Linked DNA regions of Homo sapiens: region 1 is linked to region 2. The links are chromatin contacts, found by Hi-C or POLR2A ChIA-PET in ENCODE. All regions are on one chromosome and are shown on one strand. Each heading gives the region's core, a stretch centred on a gene start or an enhancer-like site at or near the end of the contact. The rest is flanking DNA. Distances are from core to core; before and after follow the strand shown.

Evidence for each region. Hi-C counts contacts between places; a loop is a spot of excess contacts on that map. ChIA-PET counts read pairs that join two places held with the same protein, here RNA polymerase II (POLR2A). Pooled maps may share reads with other maps.
Region 1: a map of IMR-90 shows a loop between it and region 2 (6-fold over the local background). The contact joins two enhancer-like sites. A Hi-C loop is called at or near these places in 1 of 168 maps with a recorded cell type or tissue (IMR-90), 4 of 37 single-sample maps with no recorded cell type and 11 of 50 pooled maps. POLR2A ChIA-PET finds 5 or more read pairs at or near these places in 5 of 52 experiments (OCI-LY7, activated CD4-positive, alpha-beta T cell, activated T-cell and 1 more).

Annotation. Positions count from the first base shown.
Region 1 is chr7:136,044,318-136,047,449 of GRCh38, reverse strand. It overlaps a transcript of LOC105375523 not described here. Among named protein-coding and RNA genes, the nearest start is that of MTPN, 69 kb to the right of the region's middle. Within about 2 kb of position 1,254, at least 2 of the 41 ENCODE cell types and tissues checked have a DNase peak (open chromatin) inside an H3K27ac peak, as active enhancers do.
Region 2 is chr7:135,992,707-135,995,600 of GRCh38, reverse strand. It overlaps a transcript of LOC105375523 not described here. Among named protein-coding and RNA genes, the nearest start is that of MTPN, 17 kb to the right of the region's middle. Within about 2 kb of position 1,565, at least 2 of the 41 ENCODE cell types and tissues checked have a DNase peak (open chromatin) inside an H3K27ac peak, as active enhancers do.

The DNA of each region.
Region 1 (3,132 bases), core at 5-2,504, 52 kb before region 2:
GAACCAAGGTGAATAGGTTACCTTACATGGCAAGGGGGAATTAAGGTTGCAAATAAAATAAAGGTTGCTAGTCAACAGACCTGCAAATAAGGAGATTACCCTGGATTATTCAGGTGGCACATCATAATCAAAAGGATCTGCTATGGTTGCAGTGTTTTTGTCCCCTCAAAATTTATGTTGAAACGTAATCACCAGCACAACTGTCTTAAGAAGTGGGGCCCTTGGGAGGTGATTAGACCCTGAGGGCTCTATCCTCAAGGATGGAATTAGTGTCTCACAAAAGGGCTGATGTGTACTAGCAAGGAAGCTTTTGCCCTTCCATCCCTTCTGCCCTGTGAGGACACAGGCGTCTGGCTCCTCTGGAGGATGCAGCAATAAGGTGCCATCTTGGAAGCAGAGACGAGGCCCTCGCCAGACAACAAGCCTGCCAGTGCCTTGATGGTGGATTTCCAGCCTCCAGATCTGTGAGAAATAAGTTTCTGTTCTTTATAAATGACGCAGTTTCAGGTATTTTGTTATAAATCCAGCATAAATGGATTAAGCTAGGGTCCTTTAAATATGGAAGAGGCAGGTAGAACAGTCAAAGGAGATATAACAATCAGAAACAGATTTCGAAGTGAAGTGACTGCTGGCTCTGAAGATGAACGGGGCAACAAGCCAAAGAATGCAGGTGGCCTCCAGCAGCTGGAGAAGGTAAGGAAATGGACTCATCCCTAGAAACTCCAGAAGGAATGCAGCCCTGCCAACAATGTGACTTTAGGCCAGTGAAACCTGTTTCAGTCTTTTGACCTTCAGAACTGTAAGGTGATCATTCAGTGTTGTTTTAAGTCACACAGTTTGTGGTAATTTGTTATAGCAACACATCCTAATCACTTGTAATGAGGCAGGCACTAAGCTAGAGCTTATCATTTATCAGCTCACTCAGTCTACCCTGCAACTCTCTAAGATAGTTACTACTATAACCCCAATTTTACTGGTGACAAAATTGAGCCTCAGGAAAGTGACCCAAGGGAAACTCAAGACTCTCTGATGCAAACCCTCTGCAAGGAACCATTTCAAACCCATCTCAAATGTGTAAAAGGAAAGGCTTACAAGATAATCATGGGGAAAACAAGAGAGAGGAAGAAACAGCATTGCTATCTCTTGGCTGGCCTGCCTAAGGGAAAGAAACAGCTTGTTGCTTTTTTCACTGAACTTGTAAAGTACAAAAAGAACAGGCTGTACCCTGTCTCCACAACCCAGAGGATGGTCAATTGGGTGGCTTCTGGGAACTCACACACAGTTTCTCCCTTGCATGCTTGCACATGCTGAGGAAATCTTTTTTAACCGTTTGTAGGCCATGGGAAGAAGAGAAGCAGGGTATGAGAGTGGGGTTCCTCTGGGCACATGTTTGACTCTTTCCTTTGCTAAAAAGCCTCCCCAAATAAGGCAGAGGATACCAGTCTTGAGAAAATGGAATGTTCCCTCTACATATTGCTTCACATTTAGACTTTCACCCAAAACAAGCCCTCCCTGATCTCCCTCACTCAATCATACACCGCCTTTCAACCCTCCTGGAGCATTGAAAATCTGACCCTTGAAACATTGTCACTGTTACACTTTTCCACTTATGGGATTATTTAATTAAAATGTCTCTCCCCAGCCTCCATGAAAGAGGATTATGTCTATCTAGTTTCACATTTTGTCCTCAAGGAGTTATCCTTGATTCCAGCCTTTCTCAGCTCCCTCCACCCCCCAGAATCTTCTCAGCAAATCCAGTCAACTCTACCTCCAAATTTATATCCTGAATCCTCCTACACTTCATCTTTCTTGATATCATCAATGTCCAAGCCTTCATCACCTCTCATTTGGGTGACTGCCATAGCATCCTGCTTCTACTACTGCCATCGAAAATGTCCCCCTGCACAACTGCCACAGATCACAATTACAATGAAATCCTAAACCTTTATCCTGGCTTCCAAAGTCCGGACCCCTGCCTTCCTTTCCACCCTCATGCCATGCCAACCTCATTTCAAGGTCTGCATTTTTTCTGCCCACATAACCGGTCAAGTTAATCCCAGCCTTGGGCCCTTTGCCCTTGTGTTCTCTGCCTGGAATGTTCTGCCCTCAATCTTCCCTCACATGGCTGGTTTCTTCCTGTCATTAAATATCAGCAGGCATCACCTCCTCTGATGTCTACCTGGGAGGCATAAGCATAAATGAACTTGCAAATTACTTTTATCATGATTCCTTATATTTGTATAGTCACCCAACAAATACCACCCAAGTTTTCTGGACCATTTCTGCTGGGATAAAAATAGAATTACAATAAAAGTGGAAAAATGGTAAACAATTGGCAGGCTCTGCCTCCAATTTCTCTGACAGGACTGCCTGACACAACTCCCTGCCCTCTCTTCAAATTTGTCACAGAAGTTGTCTCCTAAGGGCATCTTCTGCGTGCTACATGAACTGACCTTCTTCATAGTCACATGGAAACATTTCCCTCATTTCCCACTTTGACTCACTCTGGTAGAGCCTCTATTAGCTGAGGCTAACAAGAGCCCACCAAACCCACCACTGGTGAAGACCATGGGGTGGTCCCCTCTCCAGGAGCCCACTCTTTTTTGTGATGCAGTTGCCAGTGCTCATGGGTTGAGGGTGCTATTGAAGTACTCTAATGACCCCGAAGGTCATTTCCCATCACTGCTGAAACTGCCAGCACCTATCGGCTGAGTTCTTCTCTGTGGTCTCAATAGTCCTCCAGATATTTGAGAAAAATGATGATTTTTAGTTTTGTCTTGCTTATTTATTGAAAACTATCCTCATCCCATCCTTCCTCCCATCCAGACTGAAGTTAATTGTGTTCTGAATCTCACCTTCCCTTATGGACCAATTATTCATGAACCAAACTTGGGTATTTCAGCTTTCTCTCTCCTTAAAATAAACCATCTCCTAGCATGCTGGGTGGCCAAGCATATCAATAAATCATCAGGTAGATATGCCTTACCAGTACCAAGATGAACACAGCTTCGGTTGTGTTGACCCTGCAACTCCACAATCACACATATAAACATATTTCATTTGTTTCTTACAACAATCATATAGTGGGAGCAAGGCTGCAGTTTCCACAACTATTCTTTATGTATGAAAACA
Region 2 (2,894 bases), core at 316-2,815:
CAACTGCTGTCACCTGTGTCAGACTGACATTTGCCTTTTTCTATTATATATTTAGGAATGCAAAGCTAACATTTCAAAGACTATTCATCTCAACCAAAGATGTACCCTAAAATTCAGGTACTGCCAAAAGTGACTAGTGGTGCTGGGCACCAGAATCCACATAGCTGTGGTTAATAAAAGAAAAACCAGCACACTTTCCAGCTGGTTCTATTCTGTCTGTGACAATACATTTGCCTCTATAAACCAAGGCAATAAGAATAAAACAATAAGAAATGATCAATGTTCCAGGCAATAGATATCCTAAATACCTTGATTTCATCACATTAAATCACACTGCATACATGTATCAAAATTTCACATGTTCCATGTACAAATACGTATTAATTTACAAATAATTAAAAAATTTAAAACACCAAAAAAGTGAAATACAATTTACAAAAATGAAGAAATTCAAACATCTCGGTAATGTTCTTCTCATAATAAACTTTACAAAAAGTCAGGATCCCCCTTATCTTTAAACTAAACATCTCTGTTTCATCAAGTTCACTCACCATCTTCCTAAAATGATTCATCCTCTCTCAGCTAAGCCAGCCACACTCTGAGTCTGCTGCTGCCAGCAGGACCCAATCCTTGGTAGGTAGTTTCTGAAAGATCAGAGCTATAATTTCAAGGCCCCTCACGGTCTCCATCTTCCATAAATTAGTCCACTGAAGCACAGCCTACTCTTGTTTTAAAAATGAAGCTGGATCCTTTGAAGCAGAGTATCTAGGCAGCTCTAGCTCCACATTTGATCATTCCGGTTGTATGTCCAGCCCAACTGCTGTGGCCTCCCAGATTCGTAGCCACACACACACCCCACCTCATCCCACCCCCAACAAACGCACACACAACATAGCCTGTATGCTAAGATCTCTGACTCAACTCAGGTCTTAGACAATTACTGCTCGCTGACTCAGCATCTGCTGCCTAGAACTCAGTGCTGACACTGTACCTTACTTTTAGAGAGCTTAATCAGCCATGGTGAAGAAAAGGGCTCTCTGAGATCTCATCTTGAAATTGTTTAACTAACTATGGCCAGCTGTGGTGGCTCACACCTGTAATCCCAGCACTTTGGGAAGCCTAGACAGGAGGATCCCTTGAGCTCAGGAGTTCAAGACCAGCTTGGGCAACATATCAAGACCTCATCTCTACTAAAAATAATTTTTTTAAAAAAAGAAGCTGGGTGTGGTGGTGTGCACCTGTAGTCCCAGCTACTCGGGAGGCTTAGGCAGGAGGATGGCTTGGGCCAGGGATATTGAGGTTGCAGTGAGTCATGATCACAACACTACACTCCTACCTGGGTGACAGAGAGACGCCCTGTCTCAAAAAATAAAAATAAAAAAAGTAACTATACATGTCTTAGCTGTTCATGATACTGAGTCTATATTTAGATTATAAGCAAACAAAAAAAGGAAAACAGAAAACTGACTTTTATACTCATGTAGGCTTTCTGTGTGGGTTTTTTGTTTTGTTTTGTTTTGGTTTGGTTTGGCTTGGTTTTGGTTTTGGTTTTGGTTTTTTAGACAGAGTTTCACTCTGTTGCCCAAGCTGGAGAGCAGTTGCATGATCTCTGCCCACTGCAACCTTCACCTCCTGGCATCAAGCGATTCTCCTGCCTCAGTCTCCCGAACAGCTGGGACTACAAGCGTGTGCCACCACTCCTGGCTAATTTTGTATTTTTAGTAGAGACGGGATTTCACCCATGTTAGCCAGGCTGGTGTCGAACTCCTGACCTCGGGTGATCCGTTCTCATCGGCCTCCCAAAATACTGGGATTACAGGCGTGAGCCACCGTGCCTAGCTTCTGTGTGGTTTAATACCATTTTAGCACTGCAGTTGCTCTTGCCACATTTGAAAACTTTGTCAATAATATTTTATAGGTCATACTTTTTCCTCTCAAGAAAATCCCTGCCAAAAGTGCAGACATTTCAATGTGTGTAACTACCATCCATTCAACAGGTTCATATTACTATCAGGATTTGCCTTCACAGATTTGTACCAGCTGAATCCACCCACTCCCTGAATCAACCAAGCCTATACCTGCCTTGGTTTTTGCAACTGCTGTTTCTTCTGCCTCAAATGCTCTGGCTGCAGAGCATTGAGTAGGTTGGTCCTTCGCATCCAAGTCTCAGCTCCGAAGGCCCCAGAGAGGCCTTCTTTGACTGTCCTGTCTCGCAGATATTACTCCCTGACAGCATGTGCTATTACCATGCCCTTCTTTAGTTTCTTCATAGCACTAGATATTACCTGAATTATCTTATTGATGTATTATTCATAATCTGCCTCCTTTGTGACATATTTATGTCCATGAGAAGAGGGATCTTACCTGTCTTAATCACCATTTTCTTCTTAACTCCTAAAACAATGTTGGCACTGAATAGGTATTTATTGAATTACTTGTAAATTCTTCTTGTGTTGACTGTCTTGTAGGCCTACCTCATTACTCGTTCTTCGCACCCGACTTTTATAAAACTTTTTACTGCAATGACTTGAAACTCCTTCAATTGAATTGGACATAAATCCTGCTCTACATAAATATAAAATTAGCATTTTTTTCTCTCTTTTTTTTTTTAATTATACTTTAAGTTTTAGGGTACATGTGCACATTGTGCAGGTTAGTTACATATGTATACATGTGCCATGCTGGTGCGCTGCACCCACTAACTCGTCATCTAGCATTCATGTCCTTTGTAGGGACATGGATGAAATTGGAAATCATCATTCTCAGTAAACTATCGCAAGAACAAAAAACCAAACACCGCATATTCTCACTCATAGGTGGGAACTGAACAAAATTAGCATTTTTATATCGAAAATTAGAAAACTTAGAAAAACATCAGGAAGAAAGCAAATAAC